2 separate regions of the Homo sapiens genome follow, and region 2 is linked to region 1. A link is an interaction called in ENCODE POLR2A ChIA-PET data of the cell type or tissue named here. Cell type or tissue: MCF 10A. All regions are shown on one strand. Links, peaks and the distances in the headings refer to the core of each region. The heading gives the core; the rest is flanking DNA.

Evidence for each region. Peaks named below come from ENCODE experiments on the same cell type or tissue, not always from the same donor. Only the 100,000 strongest peaks of a DNase experiment are listed, where the experiment ranks them.
Region 2: POLR2A ChIA-PET joins it to region 1 with 11 read pairs; 3 of 35 experiments call an interaction of 5 or more read pairs at or near these places.

Annotation. Positions count from the first base shown.
Region 1 is chr2:144,525,708-144,534,055 of GRCh38, forward strand. All of the region lies in intron 1 of LINC01412 (long intergenic non-protein coding RNA 1412), which reads left to right. Among named protein-coding and RNA genes, the nearest start is that of LINC02993, 5.4 kb to the left of the region's middle. In MCF 10A, for the core only: no CTCF peak of the experiment used is centred there; DNase peaks (open chromatin) are centred at 4,324 and 5,094.
Region 2 is chr2:144,619,806-144,628,153 of GRCh38, forward strand. No RefSeq gene overlaps it. Among named protein-coding and RNA genes, the nearest start is that of TEX41, 44 kb to the right of the region's middle. In MCF 10A, for the core only: no CTCF peak of the experiment used is centred there; no DNase peak of the experiment used is centred there.

The sequences.
Region 1 (8,348 bases), core at 276-8,275:
TGATAGAAGTCAATTGAACATGTATATTTAGCCCTTTTTAGGCCAAGAAAAATAAAGATGTATTAGAAAGATGCCTTTTCTGCTTCATAATTATTAATTGACATTTTATGATGAATAATTAATCATTTGAATAATTTTAGTATCTCTGATCTGAACACATATTTGCATATCTAATGCTTGATTTTAAATGTGTTTTTTAAAAATTCATTCTCTCAGGATGAAGAAACAAAGTCACATTTTAATGCAAAATTTCTCTTCTACACTTGTAAAAGTTTATTTATTGAGCTGTAATATTCTTTCTAGATATCCATAAACTTCTTAACAATTTGTAAACCATTTATGAGGCATTCACATACAAATATGTGGCACACTACAATTAATTAGGAAAAACAATACTCTATGTAAAATCAAGTCACTCTCCTCCCCAAATCCAGAGATGTGCACTAATTATGCACTATGTTTTCTTATTGGAATTTTGTCATTTAAATTTTTAGTTATGTCTATTAATTCAAGTCTAAAAGTGGAAAATTGCAGCAATTGACAAATAACTCAGGCCTGGTATTTAGGATCATTTTTTATCTTTTACTTACTAACATATGGGCTGATTTAAATTATTAAAAATGATTAAGTAAGTGTATCCCTGATATTTTTATTCTCCTGTGCCAGTTAAAGTCCAAAGTATTAATATCTATTTTGAATACTAGCCCTGCAAATGACTACCTGTGTGATTATAAGCAGTCTCCTATAAGCTTGTTTTATTTTTAATCTCCAATGTGGGTACACTAATAATGCTATCCCTTGGGATTTTATTGAGAATTAAATGAAGTAATGCATAAAACTTCACTATATTGTAGCTTTATTATTATAATGAAAGGTTAAACAAATATACAGATCAACTAAAGATGGTACAAATTAATTTTGATTATTAAAAATAACAACTATTTACAGTATATTTTTTATTGAAAAATCAGTGCTGTGTTATTACGTGAAGAAAGAAAATGAAAAGCATTTTAGGATTTATGGCTGGTTTATGATTTTTTCGAACTGTTCAAAGGATGCGTAGCCACAGAAGTGAAAATAAATACAGTATTTCCTTTCTGTTAGTTCAGCAGTTAATTTAGTGTATTCAATATGGTCATAATTTGGTTATAAATATTAGACTGCTTTTGAAAAGGAATTTAGTCCAAATGTATGAACTTGAAGTTTCCCATGCTCTTTAGTAACATATTGTCTTTTAGTGTAAGGGTTAAATGTGCAAAAGCTCAGAAGCGGTCTTGAGTAAGACTTGTGAAAAAAAGGGCAAACTTACAAATTTGAAGACCAGGAATTTGGCTGTCAGAGCACTGTTTGCTTTAAGACCATTCATAATGAACTGAGCATTCCCTTTTGGAATTGTAGCTGTCCTGGGGTTTGCGCTAATTTCAAGTACCTAGAGTGGTGAAGAAAATCAGTGTATTAAGTGGAAAATGAAATTCCCTAGTCTCTTAAATGTCCACAAGGCCAGATTTTCTTTTTGATGTAAAACTGAAAAATCAATGCAAATGCCAGGGGGAAAAACTATCGTGATGTAATACTAACACTGATAGTTTTTGGTTGTTCTTGTTTTCTTTAAGACTTCTCAAAACACTTATATCTGTAGTTCTTAAAGGGTCTGTTAATTGTTTCTATTTTGAAAGCATCCATTCCATGCTCCTTTTAGGTCAAAACTACCAAACCAGACATTTGGACATCAGCGTAGGGGACTGGGTGTGACCTGTACCTTTTTTCTCCCTCTGACAATGGGACTAGAAATGGTTTGCACCTGCAAATTGTCTAGTGACCTGGAAATTACTTCATGCTTGCTTCAAGGTCTTCTTTAATACTCTTTATTCTGTTAAAAGGCTCAAACTATAAACTTTGTTCTGTACTCAGTTTTAATTTTGTACCATTCTAAGGGTGAATTTTTTTTTTCAGGGTTCTTTCAGGTACTTAAATGTAAAAACTTTACTCTCAAAATTTATTATCATCTCCATGGCAATCACAAATATAAAGTAATAATAGCTAAGGAAAAAAAACCCCTGCTTTTCTAGGCTTGGCACTATGCTAAATCCTTTCACGTATCATTTAATTCTGATAGCAGATCTGAAGGGGTTACAACTGGGTCCATTTTATTAGCTGAGAAAATTGTGGCTTAGGGAGAGTCAGTGACTCCCCACAATTCAAGCATCTGGTTCTTGGTGTGCTTTTGAATCTGCCACGTCCACCCCCAGGGCCAACACCATATTCATGTGACATCCAACATCTTTTTACCTTTCCCAGATGTGTTTCTGACCCACTTGTGCCCACCCGCTCTGCACATTGTGACCCATTTCCAGGCCTCCTGGATGCTGTGATTGGCCCTTGTTTTTCCATGTATGGCTTATTTTGCCTTTTGGACCTAACACTTAGGCTCATTTTTCCAGTTACAATATTGGCTCAAGTCCTTGAGCCAAAGTTTCTCTGGCTTTGGTGCCTCTGGCTTCCCAGATAAAGTGTATTTTCTGGTCCAGTCTCTTCTCCCAGGCACCCGACTTAGGAAAAGCTCCCATGGGAGGTTCTTGCTAGCTCAACTGGCTCCAACATTGGGCCCAGGCACAGGACAAGTTAGTGATGAAGGAGACATCATGGTCCAGAGATGTCGTGGAATAGTTTTTATTTCTTATACAACTTCTGTTAGCACTTGTTGACTGGAAACTGGACATTAGTATATTTGACACTAGATCCTCAATGTTAGCATATTATAGTGACAAAGATACAGGTTTTGGAATTAGATAAACTGGATGTGGCTCCCTGCTTGGTAAATACTAATTGTGTATTGAGGACAAGTTATTTTACCCATGTGAAATTATTTTTAAAGTAGGCAAAGGAGCTGGGTGCAGTGGCTCACGCCTGTAATCCCAGCACCTTTGGAAGACCGAGGAGGGTGGATCACCAGGTCGAGAGTTCAAGACCATCCTGGCCAGCATGGTGAAACCCCATCTCTACTAAAAATACAAAAATCAGCCAGCCCGGCGTGGTGGTGCATGCCTATAATCCTAGCTACTCGGGAGGCTGAGGAAGAGAATTGCTTGAACCCAGGAGGCAGAGGTTGCAGTGAGCCGAGATGGTGCCACTGCACTCCATGCACTCCAGCCCGGGCAACAGAGCGAGACCCTGTCTCAAAAAAAAAAAAAAAAAAAAAAAAAATTGGTAAAGGAGTACTTAGATTCAAGCTGGTTGTGGTAAAGAAAATATGACTGTATACAAAATGTCTGGCACAGAGCAGGTGTATCAATAAATAGTAATTCCTACTATCATGAATTACCTGAAAAATACATGAAGTTAAATTATGGAAAACCAGAGTGGATGTAACATGTCTTTTAGGTGTTGTTTATTTTATTTTATTTTTATTTTTTATTTATTTATTTTGAGACGGAGTCTCGCTCTGTCACCCAGGCTGGAGTGCAGTGGCACAGTCTTGGCTCACTGCCAGCTCCGCCTCCCAGGTTCAAGTGATTCTCCTGCCTCAGCCTCCCGAGTAGCTGGGATTACAGGCACCTGCCACCACACCCAGCTAATTTTTTGTATTTTTAGTAGAGACGGAGTTTCACCATGTTGGCCAGGCCGGTCTCGAATTCCTGACCTCAGGTGATCCACCCACCTCGGCCTCCCAAAGTGCTGGGATTACAGGCATGAGCCACTGCACCCGGCCAGAAATTATTTAACTGGTTTCTGCATTATACAGAAATCAGTGTTTACTGATAAAGTTGGAAAAGTAATATGGTCATAGAATTTCTTAAGTTGTAGAAAACCTGGCGTGCTCATGATTATAAATATGATGTCAACAGCTGAGATGAGGACATATGCACACTTTAAAATTTGGTGATCTATTTTATACTTTCATTTGCAATTGTAAGGAAAAAACCTTTCTTCAGCGAATTCTCCCGATATGACTTGCTATAGGAGGAAGCACTCTTGCAGGCAGCTGAGTGTGGTCAAGAAGTGTCAAAGATCCTATTTGTTCAAGGTAAATATAAGAGGGTCTCAATATTGTTCAAAACTCTTTACCTAGTCTTGCCATAACTTCAGAGGTGTGAAGGAGTGGGGAGACATAGAGGGATGGAATAGCACTGAGAAAGTTTGCCTGCACTATCTTTTTCCACCCCCCAACCCCTCTTGCCCCCAGTTGAATGCTGAAACAGCTACTTTAAAAAAGAAAAGAAAAAAGTAAGACTATGTATAGAGTACAGACATTGCTTCACTCTCCTGCCTGCAAATTTGGGAGTAGGGTTGTGTCAGCAGGTCCTGGCATGATCTACTGTGTATGTGACTCTGCTACCCTATGCCCTAGAAAGGAGGGTGTCCGGGGAGGATTGGGCTGTGGACACAGGGAGCATATTGTTCCAATGGTTCTGCTACAGTGCAAACCAGGCTTCTTTCTCTCTCTCTGGAACTAACTTTGCTACACATGCAAAAAAATCTGTTCCTATTAGGTTTTTCCCTGGCCATTGTGGAAGCATAAGTATGGCTCCTGTGGCAAAGGCATAATTTCTCTGTGTTGAGGGAAGCTGGCTTACCTGTTGTTCTTGGCACTCAGCTAGCACCCTTCTAGACAAGAGGGAAAGAACAAAGCTGAAAGTTCACAGAAAATATTTGGTGTTTTAAAACAAGAAGGAAAAATTAAAACCCCATTCTTTTAAAGCTTAATTTATCTATCTTCTAAGAATTTGGAATTTCAGTTTAGAGAAATCAGTATAGTCCTGAGTTATATTATTACCTAATGTCACATAGCTCTATGGGATATTGAAATATTATTTGTTACAGCCTAAAGATGATCTATATTCAAGTTTTGCTTCTCCCAAGGAGGATTCTTGCATGGTTGAAGAAAACATTCAGGGTTAGGTGAAATATGCTTGTGAATGACATTTGAAATCACCTTGGACTTTGAATTTGAGGGACAGTAATGCTTTTATGATATTAACGCAAAGCACCGTCACTTGGAAAATTTTAAACTATTGCTTCATTTATGATCTCCAAATAGTAATTTATTTGACAAAGGAAGGTGATTTATCACGGATGTCTCTTTTGCAACCCCCTGGAACAGTGCCTATTATATAGTAATATTTGTTGCTGTTTGTGGAATCCGTCATTCATTTAGAAGCTTTAGGGAGATACAAACTGATCTCCTACTGAAAACTTACAACTTGAGATAAGAATGAGGACAGATGAGGGTAGCAGGCAGGGACCATGGGTACTTAAGACCCTACACGCTCCTTTTTACAGACTTATGTACTTGATTACATTGTTTAACACAAACTGTTTTATTCCTCTTTTTTTGTGTCACTTTTATACACAGCCTAAAAAAGAATTGAAGGAGCAAAAACAGAGCTGCATGTGTATGTTTGTCTCATTCTTTAAATAGATGACTCAGATGAGCCTTCTTGTAGTTTGTTTTTAAGTAAACACATGAAAATATAATAGGTTTTCTCTGATAAAGGAAAGAAATAATAAGGAGAGAATGGAATGAACTAGAAGAGGTGTGTTGCTTAGGAAGGCAAGGTGAAGTAGTAATTTAGGATAAATGATCCCTTTCCCCTCCAATCCCACACAATAACTAAAGAAGGAAAACAGAGAAGATGAGTTTTGTTTTGTTTTTCCTTCTATAAGTAAATGGACAGGCTCTACAGATAATGGGTTCGATGATTTTCTTGCTAGCAGCTTCATTTTCATGTAGAACAACTGGTTGCCCAAAGGTATTAAGGGGAAAGTTTGAGCCCTGATTTTAATGCTTTCTCCAATACCCTTCCCGCCCTCTTTTTGCTCCCCCCTGTTTTCGGCCTTATTTCTTGGGGCCCTCACCTCTTCTTACCTTTCTTTTGATACTCTGTATTTAGAGGGAATATGCTTTCAATGCTAGGCTTGTTCACAGCCTTCAACATGCTTAGCCTTTAAATAATAAGATATGACCCTAAGATTTGAAAATTTCATTGTGCTACAGAATATTGCCTAGAGGAAATGGAATGTTTACCTGAACTATGTTATGACAAAGGACAGTTCAATACTATTATTACATGCCCAGTACCTACCATAGTGCTTGGTTCATGAGAGGAGCTGTGTAAATGTCTGATGAATGAGTGAATGAATGTACGTATGCATAAATGCTATAAAAAAAGCCAGACTTAAGATAACAGATACCATTTGTTCTACATGGCAAATTAAAGTTAAAAGGTATGAATGCAGGTGCAAGAATCACCTGTGGGTACAAACGGAATTCTGATATTATTTTTGAATTCTGGGTATGATATTTTATTTCCGAAATGAAATACCTAAATCATTTAAAAAGCAATATAGATATATAACAGTTCCTCATTCGCTCACTTGCAAAGGAAATTTTCAATACAAATAAAGTCATACATATTTATACTAGGGTAATTCAAAATAACTTCCTCACATAAGCACTGCTACGTTCAAATAAAATCTTGCCAACACTTCTGAGTACATTGGTTTAAGAAAAAAATGCTCCCCGTAGCGTCCGAACTATTTAAAAATCTCACAGGCTTCTTCAACATACATCAGTTATCTCTCTTCAAATCACTGACAATAATTTAAAAACTGCTTCATCAGAACAAATGCTACCCTTTCTCCTACTCTAGTTAGAACCTGATCTTCTAAAAAGGACCATATTTACAGCTTCTTTTGAAATTTTAAAACCATTTGGCTGATATGTTTTTGCTACATTTTTTCCTGATTTAATTACTGGGACATTTGCATGAAAACAGGAAAATAGGGACATAAGATTTTTGTCTTGTGAGTTCATCTGTTTCTGATGCTTACTCTCCACCTGAGATCCATATCTGTTTTGTTACAACTGGGAGACCAGGAGCTAGATTTGAATTGATAAAGATATTGTTAGAGGTGAAATGAAGTTCAAAACTAGGGACTCAGGAGGCTAAGAGATTGATGGATGATATGATAATTAATTTTCTTCTAGGTTATTTATTTATGAGCAGTCCATATTGTCAGTGACACATGGCATTGCTATTGAAAAGCTTAAAATCCAGGGAATGATACAGAACTAGAGTGTCAAGACTTCTCTGAGAAAACCACACCCAGGTAGTTACTGCTTGTCATGGATTGACAGATGTCGGAGAAAACAGTGAAGGAGCTGAGTCTAGGTCATGTATGAACTCAAGATGGCCACTGAAAGTTGGAAAGAAAAGAAGCAAAATGCCCATCTAATTCTGATTACCTTCCAAATGCCTGTGATTTTTCACTAGGAGAATCAGAGAAGGCTATCAGGATAAATTCTCAGCATCTTCACCTGGAGTTCCATGGCATGTAGAAATTTACATTTTCAAAGCTAAAGTCATAATCTTGTTCTAACTTTTTATTTCTCCAATATACTCCAACTTGTTCAGTGGCACCAGAGTCTCGCCAGTCTTCTAAACTCCAACTCTAGGTTTATCCATGACTCCTCTCTTTTCCTTTACTTCCACATTCAAGCACTCCATATGGCTAAGCAGCATACCTCTGCCTGTTTCTTAAAGCATTGCTGTCCTCCAACACTCCCTACCCTACTTTAGCTACTCATCATTTCTTTCCTGGAAGGCTGTGCCCGCCACCTAACTGGCCTTCCTGTTTTCACTCTTTCCTCCTCACATCTATTCTCCACGCCATCACCAGAGTGAGTGATTGCTCTAAAACAAAGGTCCCTAACCCCCAGGCCACGGACCCGTGAGGAACCAGGCCACACAGCAGGAGGTGAGTGGGAGGCAGGCAAGCGAAGCTTCATCTGTATTTACACCTGCTCCCCAAGGCTCACATTACTGCCTGAGCTCCGCCTCCTGTCAGATCAGCAGTGACAGTAGATTCTCATAGGAGCGTGAACACTATTGTGAACTGCACATGTGAGGGATCTAGGTGGTGAGCTCCTTATGAGAATCTAATGCCTGATGATCTGTCACTATCTCCCATCACCCCCAGATGGGACCATTTAGTTGCAGGAATACCAGCTCAGGGGTCCCACTGATTCTACATTACGGTGAGTTGTATAATTATCTAATTGTATATTACAATGTAATAATAAGAGAAATAAAGTGCACAGTAAATGTAATGCTCTTGAATCATCCCAAAACCATTCCCTCAATCCCTGCATCTGTGGAAACATTGTCTTCCATGAAACTGACCCCTGGTGCCAAAAAGGTTGGGGACCACTGCTCTAAAACATATTTCTGCTCATGCCACTGCTGACAATAAAACCATCAGTGGTTCTCCATTTCATACCTGCTGTGTTTCTCAAATCTTTCCTCAAAGTAACTATAAGGATGGGTATTTTAATGTTTACAAAGATT
Region 2 (8,348 bases), core at 335-8,334, 94 kb after region 1:
TGCAGGGAAATAGGTTTCCGATTTAAATGAGTGATGTGCAGTTGTTACGATCATCACTGTCAGTATCAGTTTATTAGTGTGTATACCTTAGTCTTAAGTGCAGAGCCTCTTCTCATTTTCTGTAATTGTACACTAGATTAGGCTTCTCACACTTACATGGGAGTTTCACAGAGTCATCAACTAGTCACCAAAGAACTAATTCTGAAAACCGCTGTAATAGCTATTTGTTTTAGGATTGACTCTGCTATTTGAATGTCTTTCACTTTGCTTTCATTATAAATGTATTACACATATTTTTAGGTCAACACTAATCATGTATAACTAACTGAGCTAATTTGGCACCCTGACATATAATGTTCTAAAATGGATGCATTCTGAATTTCTTCTTCCCAGATTTGAAATGTTTTGAACTGAATTTGAACTGAAATTCTATTGACTTTCTCTTTGATTTCTTCACCTATAAACTGGGCATAGTGTTTTATTCTTACAGAGGAGGCTGCAACCATCAATTAGGTATTTGTTGTAAGGGGCTTTGATAGCTTGAAAAAATGACCTTTTATAGAAACAGGATACATTGTATTTATCCTTACAGTATTTTCTTGATTCTAATTATAACTCATTTTTTCTTCTCACCATAGGAGGAGAATGGACAAGGGAAAATGTGAGTACAGAAAGTGGCACTGATTTCCACCACAAAAGAGATTCTACAAAGCTATGGAGGATAGTCACATCACAGCATAGGATGACCCTGGGTGGAGCTTGTATTAAATTTAAATGCTGCCTTGAAGTGAGACAGCAGGAACTCCTTCAGAGTCTTTCTAAAACCAGGGGAAAAAATCAACAGTTGATGTATGATTTTATATTTGTAAACAAAAATCCACAAGTTGTCATAATTAGAAGAGGCTTCATAAATCTTTTACTTTAACCTCATCCTTTCACAGATGAGAAAATGGAGTTTTAAAAGTTTATGTAACTTGCCCCGAGCTATTATTCTCCTGATCTCAGTCTAGTTATCTTCACTTTGTGCATGACAGACTTGATAAATGTCATATTCAAAAGGCCTAATAATATTAAGATAAATTCTAGTAAGCCACCTTAAGACTTTGGGATCTATTTTACTGTGGCATGTGACTATGAGTTGTTTGGTCTCAGTTTCTTTCAGCGAATTTCCATCTGTGTTATCAGTGCTTGGGGTCCCTGTATCTCTCTATGTTCTTGGATTTCAGAAATGGACTCTGGCTAACCTAAATACAAATAAACAAAAATAAATACATACATAAATACAGCAAAGATGTTATTGGAAAGACATAATATGGCCCAAAGAAGAAAAGAAGAAGCTAAACAACCATGGCTCAGAAAGCTCCAGGCCAGCATAGCTACAGGAATTCGTGTAGCAGAACCTAGGGGAGAGCCCACTTACAGTCCCAGGGGTGAATGGAATAGCTCAAGCCATTTATCCTGCATCTTGTCATCCCTGAAAAGCTTCATATTTCAGGGCCAGAACATCTGACTAGTCTAGCTAGGGTAACAGGCCTACACCTTGGCCAGGCATAAAGGTGGGTGGATAGGGAGCAAATGGAACATTTTGATGGACAGACTGCCAAGACTAGATGCATAGAGAAATGGTTATTCCCAAAAGGGAGGAAATTGAGTCACATTTACCAAAAAAGGGAAGCATGAATTTAGGGCAGAAACAAGTATATGTCGTGAAACCTTTGCATTACCATAGATACAGAAGAGTTCCATGTGTACATTTTTTACTTCGTAAAATAACTTTAAAAATTCAGATATGGGCATTCAGTCTTAGTTGATACTTTTTACCTTTTCATTTCTCTAAGTCCAGTTATATTTAGATTTTCGTATCCCATTCAGTTCAATTAGAAAAAATACCACAACTATAATAAGGATTTTGTTCAGTTTGGTTACAAGTGTTCATTCATTCATTCACTTGGACAATTCATTTATTCTACTTTTTTTAAAATTTAACTTTTATTTTAAGTTCAGGGGTACATGTGCAGGTTTGCTATATAGGTAAACTCGTATCGTGGGGGTCTGTTGTACAGATTATTTCATCATCCAGATCATAACCCTATTACCCATTAGTTATTTTTCCTGATCCTCTCCCCACTTCTAGTCTCCACTCTCTGGTAGCCCCCAGTGTGTGTTATTCCCCTCTATGTGTCCATATGTTCTCATCATTTAGCTCCTACTTATAAGTGAGAACAGGTGGTATTTAGTTTTCTGTTTCTGCATTAGTTTGCTGAGGATAATTACCTCTAGCTCCATCCATGTTCCTGCAAAGGACATGATCTCATTCTTTTTATGGCTGCATATTATTCCATGGTCTATATGTACCACATTTTCTTTAGCCAGTCTATCACTGACGGGCATTTAGGTTGAATCCATGTCTTTGCTGTTGCGAATAGTGCTACAGTGAACATACAAATGCTGTGTCTTTATGATAGAACAATTTATATTCTTTTGGGTATATTTCCAGTAAGGGGATTGCTGGGTCAAATGGTAATTCTGCCTTTAGGTCATTAAGGAATTGCCACACCGTCTTCCACAATGATTAAACTAATTTACACTCCTACCAACATTGTGTAAGTGTCCCTTTTTGTGTGTAACTTTGCCACCATCTGATTTTTTTTTCTTTCAATAACAGCCATTCTGACTGGTGTGAGATGATATCTCATTGTGGTTTTGATTTGCATTTCTCTAATGATCAGTGATGATGAGCTTTTTTTCATATGCATGTTGGCCACGTGTAGGTCTTCTTTTGAAAAGTGTCTGTTCATGTCATTTGCCCACTTTTTTATGGGGTTGTCTTTTTTTCCCTCATAAATTTGCTTAAGTTTCTGATAGATGCTGGATCTTAGACCTTTGTCAGATGCATACTTTGCAAAAATTTTCTCCCACTCTGCAGGCTGTCTGTTTACTCTTTTGATAGTTTCTTTTGCTGTGCAGAAGCTCTTTAATTTAATTAGATCCCATTTGTCAATTTTTGCTTTTGTTGCAATTGCTTTTTGCATCTTCATCACGAAATCTTTGCCCATTCCTATTTCCAGAAGGGATTGCCTAGGTTTTCTTCCAGGGTTTTTATAGTTTTGGATTTTACATTTAAGTCTTTAATTCATCTTGAGTTAATTTTTGTATGTGGTGTAAGGGAGGGTCCCAGTTTCAATCTTTTGCATATGGCTAGCCAGTTATCCCAGCACCATTTATTGATTATGGAGTGCTTTTCCCATTGCTTGTTTTTGTGAGGTTTGTGGAAGATTAGATAGTTGTAGGTGTGTGGCTTTATTTCTGGGTTCTCTGTTCTGTTTTATTGGTCTATGTGTCTGTTCTTGTACTAGAACCATGCTGTTTTGGTAACTGTAGCCCTGTAAATAGTTTGAAGTCAGATAGTGTGATGCCTCCAGCTTTGTTCTTTTTGCTTAGGATTGCCTTGCCTATTCGAGCTCTTTTTGGTTCCATATGAATTTTAAAATAGTTTTTTCTAGTTCTGTCAACACATATTTAAAATTGACTTTCTCATAGTATAGAGCTCAATTTCTGACACTCAGTTGGCAGAAGGGAGAAGTAGAGATTTTCTTTTTATTAAAATACATATTTACATGACAGAATAAGCCATTGGCTTTTAAACAGTGCTCTAGAGTGGCTGAGAGTTTCCAGTGGTCTTTGTCAGACAGTGGGTAGGGACTTAGTGGCTGGACTTCAGTTTCTCTGTGCTTCTGCCCCTTCTCACCTGCTTTTCCCTATCTCTCACCTCACCTTCTCCAGCTACTTCAGTCAAAAGAGCTTCACTTTCATTTGTGGGGTTTCTCAGCAAGATTCTGTTTTATGAAAAAAGAGTTTGAAAATTGCTGGCCTCAACAACATGTAAATGTTATATTAACTGTTAGCATACCTGTTTGATTTATTACACCAGTATCTTCTTAGTCCTAACACCAGATAACGGAACATGTCTATCAAGGCAATCTCATCTTCTTGATTAAAAAAAAATGTTTGAACCAATCTGGAATAAACAAATAGAGAATGCTCACTGTGGATGAGGCTCTGTATGCTACATTGTTTGAGGGAATAATAAAACAGATAAAATACAGCTCCTTAGCTTCACTTAGTTGGAAAGATAAAACAAACATATACAATAATGAAAAGTCAACAGAAGAACTGTTTCACTAGGCGGTATCCGATAATCGTGAACTAGATCACTGCATGCCAGTCTAGAAGGAGTTAGAGGAGAGAAAGTTCATGTCTGATCCATCCTCTAGAAGGCAGAGAGGGCCTTCTAGCTGATGGCGCATTATGTTTGGGTTTCAAGTTCTATGAGTCTAAGGATTAAAAAAAAGTCAGAAAGTCCTTTTATGTTATGAATTATTTCTGCATCTTTGAATTATCCAAATTCCTAAGTGCCTTTGTAGAACTTTTGGGAAAATACAAAAAGAGTTTTAAAAATAATCTCATATTCTTTTTCCTCCTTTAATCTGATATCACCAGGTCTGAAACGAAAAGCAAAGTCACAGAATTTTATTTTTGTATGTGGAGGGTAAAATGCTTTTATTTGGACTGTTGCACTAAGCAGATGCGCTGTTAAATTAATACATAACAAGTTGCACAGAAAACTGGAGTTTTTGTGTCTACGTGTTTTACTTTGATTTTGGTCCCTGTCATTGCCTGCTAGGTAAAGTTTGATTCTATGTTTTTCATTATGTCTGGTTTGAAGGCCTTAGTTCTATTCTTCCTTCATGTAAAACACTCTTAAAGCCATTTTTCAGTGAAATCCCACCTGGTGAATTGACTCACATCGAAAGGAATTCCAGAAATAAGAATAGACATGCCCTTTCTGTCATTGATGTAATGGTGTTTTTCAGCATCCTTTAATAGTCATGAGTGGTGTTTTGGAAATCCTAGATATCTGACTGCGTTACGGACCGCTACCTTCTAAGGGGGTCTCAGGGGAAAGAACATTATTTTAGGAATATTATTTATTTTTTAACTTGAGAATGTCATTTGTTACCACAATGGTAATTTAAAAAGTTTAAGATTTTTAAAAGTGTTTCTGAGGAATATAACAAAATATATTCAACACGCTCGTTCTAAAACAGATTCCTGAAAGTAGACTGGTATAAGCATTTTGATAACTCTTCAGCTCATCTTTTTACAGTAGCTTAAAATTGAGGGATTATTAAAATAGTTACCATCTAAAGTGGCAGTGTTAACTTGAAGATCTACACTTACAAATCCACCTTGCTTTTATGTAATTTTTTTCTAGAAATTATTTCTTCCTACAAATTGAGCTAAAACTCTTAATTTTGTTTTGTTTCACATTACAGATGATTTGTATAGCTCTCCCTCTCTTCATTTTGCATACTTTGGAATTCTTCCTAGGAACTCTTTTCATCTAGATGTTTCTTCTAGGTAACATGAAACTAAGTATCTTAGATTATAAACTTACCTATGTTCAGCTCAGTTAATTAACTTAGCTTCTTCCTTAGGCAAAAACTGTCCCTTGGCCTAGAAGTTCAGTAAGCTTCACACGTGGTTGCACGTGAATTGGGTTTGTGTAAAACCAGATTGTTTTAGTTAAAGTAGTCAGTGTACTCAGTGTTCTACCTGGATGTTTGGCAGAATTGGCAAGACAGTCCCCAACATTCCATTCAGAGGCGGAGTCTATGAAGCTGTCAGGTTTTGTTTTGTTTTGTTTTGCCTGTTTGCCTTTGCCACAGTTCTAAATTTCTCTTCATTATTAGGAAATCAACTCTAGTCTTCTAGTTTCATATTTTATGCTAGTTTTAGTTTTAAAATTAGTCTTTTTTGGAAAGTTTTTTTTTTCAAGAGAAACAGACATTAATTATAACTATGGTTTCATTACAATTGATTAAAAGGTGAATAATCCCATTTTTGGTCAGTGTCTAAGCTAAAGTGCTCTACGTATTTTATCAGCCATAAAAACTGAAATACTTGCCCTAGAGGCAGGCAGCAAGTATCTGACCGAGAGTTAAAAGATAGTAATCATCTGAGCAGTAATTACCATAAGGAATGTTAAACTACCTGAAAATAGTCCATTGTCTTGATCAAAAACAAATTACAAGCTCGTTCATAATAGGTCATCGTCAGCTGTTTTTAATGGAGCATAGTGTTTAAAAGCAGAAACTCTGGAGGCAGAAAATTCCGGATCAAATCTCTTACTGCCCCTGACTGGCCATGTGATACTGAAATAGATACTTCAGCTTTTAAAAACCCCAGCTTCCTCATCTAAAATGTAATGATACCTACTTCATAGATGGATTAAAGTATTTAGTGTTATACCTGGTTCGAATCAGAGTTCATTAAATGTCAGCTCTTATTATGACTACATTCAGTTTATTTTGCATTATTATATAAACGTATTTCACCATCTAAAAACCTTTTGTTCAAAAATGCTTTGTCTAATGATCACATCAGTTAAGAACATGGTGGCCATTGCCAGCTGAATATTTTGATATATTAGGAGTTACCCATAAAATGGCTTCTAATTCTATAATCAGAAGTAATCACCATTAACATATTTGCAAATTTCATCTTATTTTTTTCTATGAATATATTATGGATTTATTGTTTGAAGAGGGCGGCTTATATTAGTTTTCAGTGTTATGTTGTGAAAATGATTTCTTTAAATGGTCTTCAAAAACACAATTTTAAGTGACTAAATAATGTTCTATTATATAGAATAATAAGAATGTAACTGATTTAAATATTTCCCTATTGTTGGATATTTAAATTGCTTGCAATTTTATTCATTATGAATAACATTGCCATGAACATCCTTCTACATATGTATTTAAAAGTATAATAAATACATTCTAATATATGAATATTTTAAAGGAATTTGACATATCCTAAAGTGCTTTGCTGGAAATTTGTAGCAATTTATCTATTCTTTAGTACTGCCTCATAGATTTGTGAACCCCAAATGAAGACTATCTTTTTTTCTTTTTCATTTTGATTTGTTACTCCTACGTAATAAATGAGTGAATTTTTGCTAATTTTCCCCAGAGTTAATGCACACACAAAATCTGCCCTAGCTTATTTGACATTTAGCTGCATATCTCAAATCACGTGGAAGTTTCAATAGTTATAATTCATTTCTGAAGGAATTTTAAGTGCAACGGAAAAAGGTATCGAGAAGAGAATTATATTACTGAGTCTAAGAGATACAGGGATTTAAAAATGGCTAATCATTACAAAGAACAGAAAGGCTGGGCTACAGTTATTTGTATTTTCTGTCCCATTTTCAAAGGTGAAGGGCAACCAGAACGAGAAAACGGATGATCATTATTGGTCCAACTGCTTTGTCCTTTGTGTGAGGTATATTTTCTTTGCATTGTAATTCAAAACTATCTTTTCAGCCAAAGTATGTTTACTGGATGTCAGATTTAATGGGCATATGGTCAGTGGAGTTTATATGAGAGTGCACATTACACATATAGCCTGTGTGTGGGATTCAATCATTCATTCTTCAAATATTCACTGAGTACCAACTGGGTGCTGGGCCCCACTGTGAGCACGTCCATGAAATAAAAAGAAAAAAACCTTTGTTCCCCTGGAATTTATATTTTGGTGGAAGAAGACAATAATACACAAAATCAATACATTCTATAGTATGTTTGGAAGTAGTAAGTGCCACAGAGTGAACTAAGACAGAGAAGAGCAATAAGAATCTTGGGGTAGGAGTGGGGGTTAACACTCTTGAATGGGTGGTCAGAAAAGGCTTCCCCGACAAGGTGGTTTTTTGAGCTAAACTTGAAGGAGGTGACGAAATGAGCTATGCAGATGCCTGGGGCAAGTGTTTCCACTGTGTTCACTGCTGGGGGTCCAGGCATGTTTGGTTGGCTGGTGTATCGGCCTCACAAAAGCCTTTTTGAAGCAGGTCCAAGAAATCTGAAAGAAAATGGATGCTAAGAGAAGAAATCTTTACATAAAATGAGGTTGATCCATGTGCCACTGAAGAGGTGGATGAGAAATCCTGATGGTGGCTCTTATTTAAATCTGGTTCTGGATATGTCTAGAAATAACTTTGCTGCCCATGCACCATTAGTGCAGAGTGTATCACAATAGAAGAAGACCCATGTGGCGCTTGAACTGTGGATACTGGTGGGGCTTGATGGATCTTGGGGGATAAGGACCACCACCAGTGATGAACTACTTCTCTGCATGAAGAGAGATGGAGCAGCCAAGTGATTATGGTGGCAGGAATCCTGAGCTAAAGATAGCACATAGCAGAGCACAGTAGGTTCCAAAGGAAGGGAGGACATAGGAAATACCCTTTGGGAACTTGCAGAGATGCATGGGTGTGGGGGCTTTAT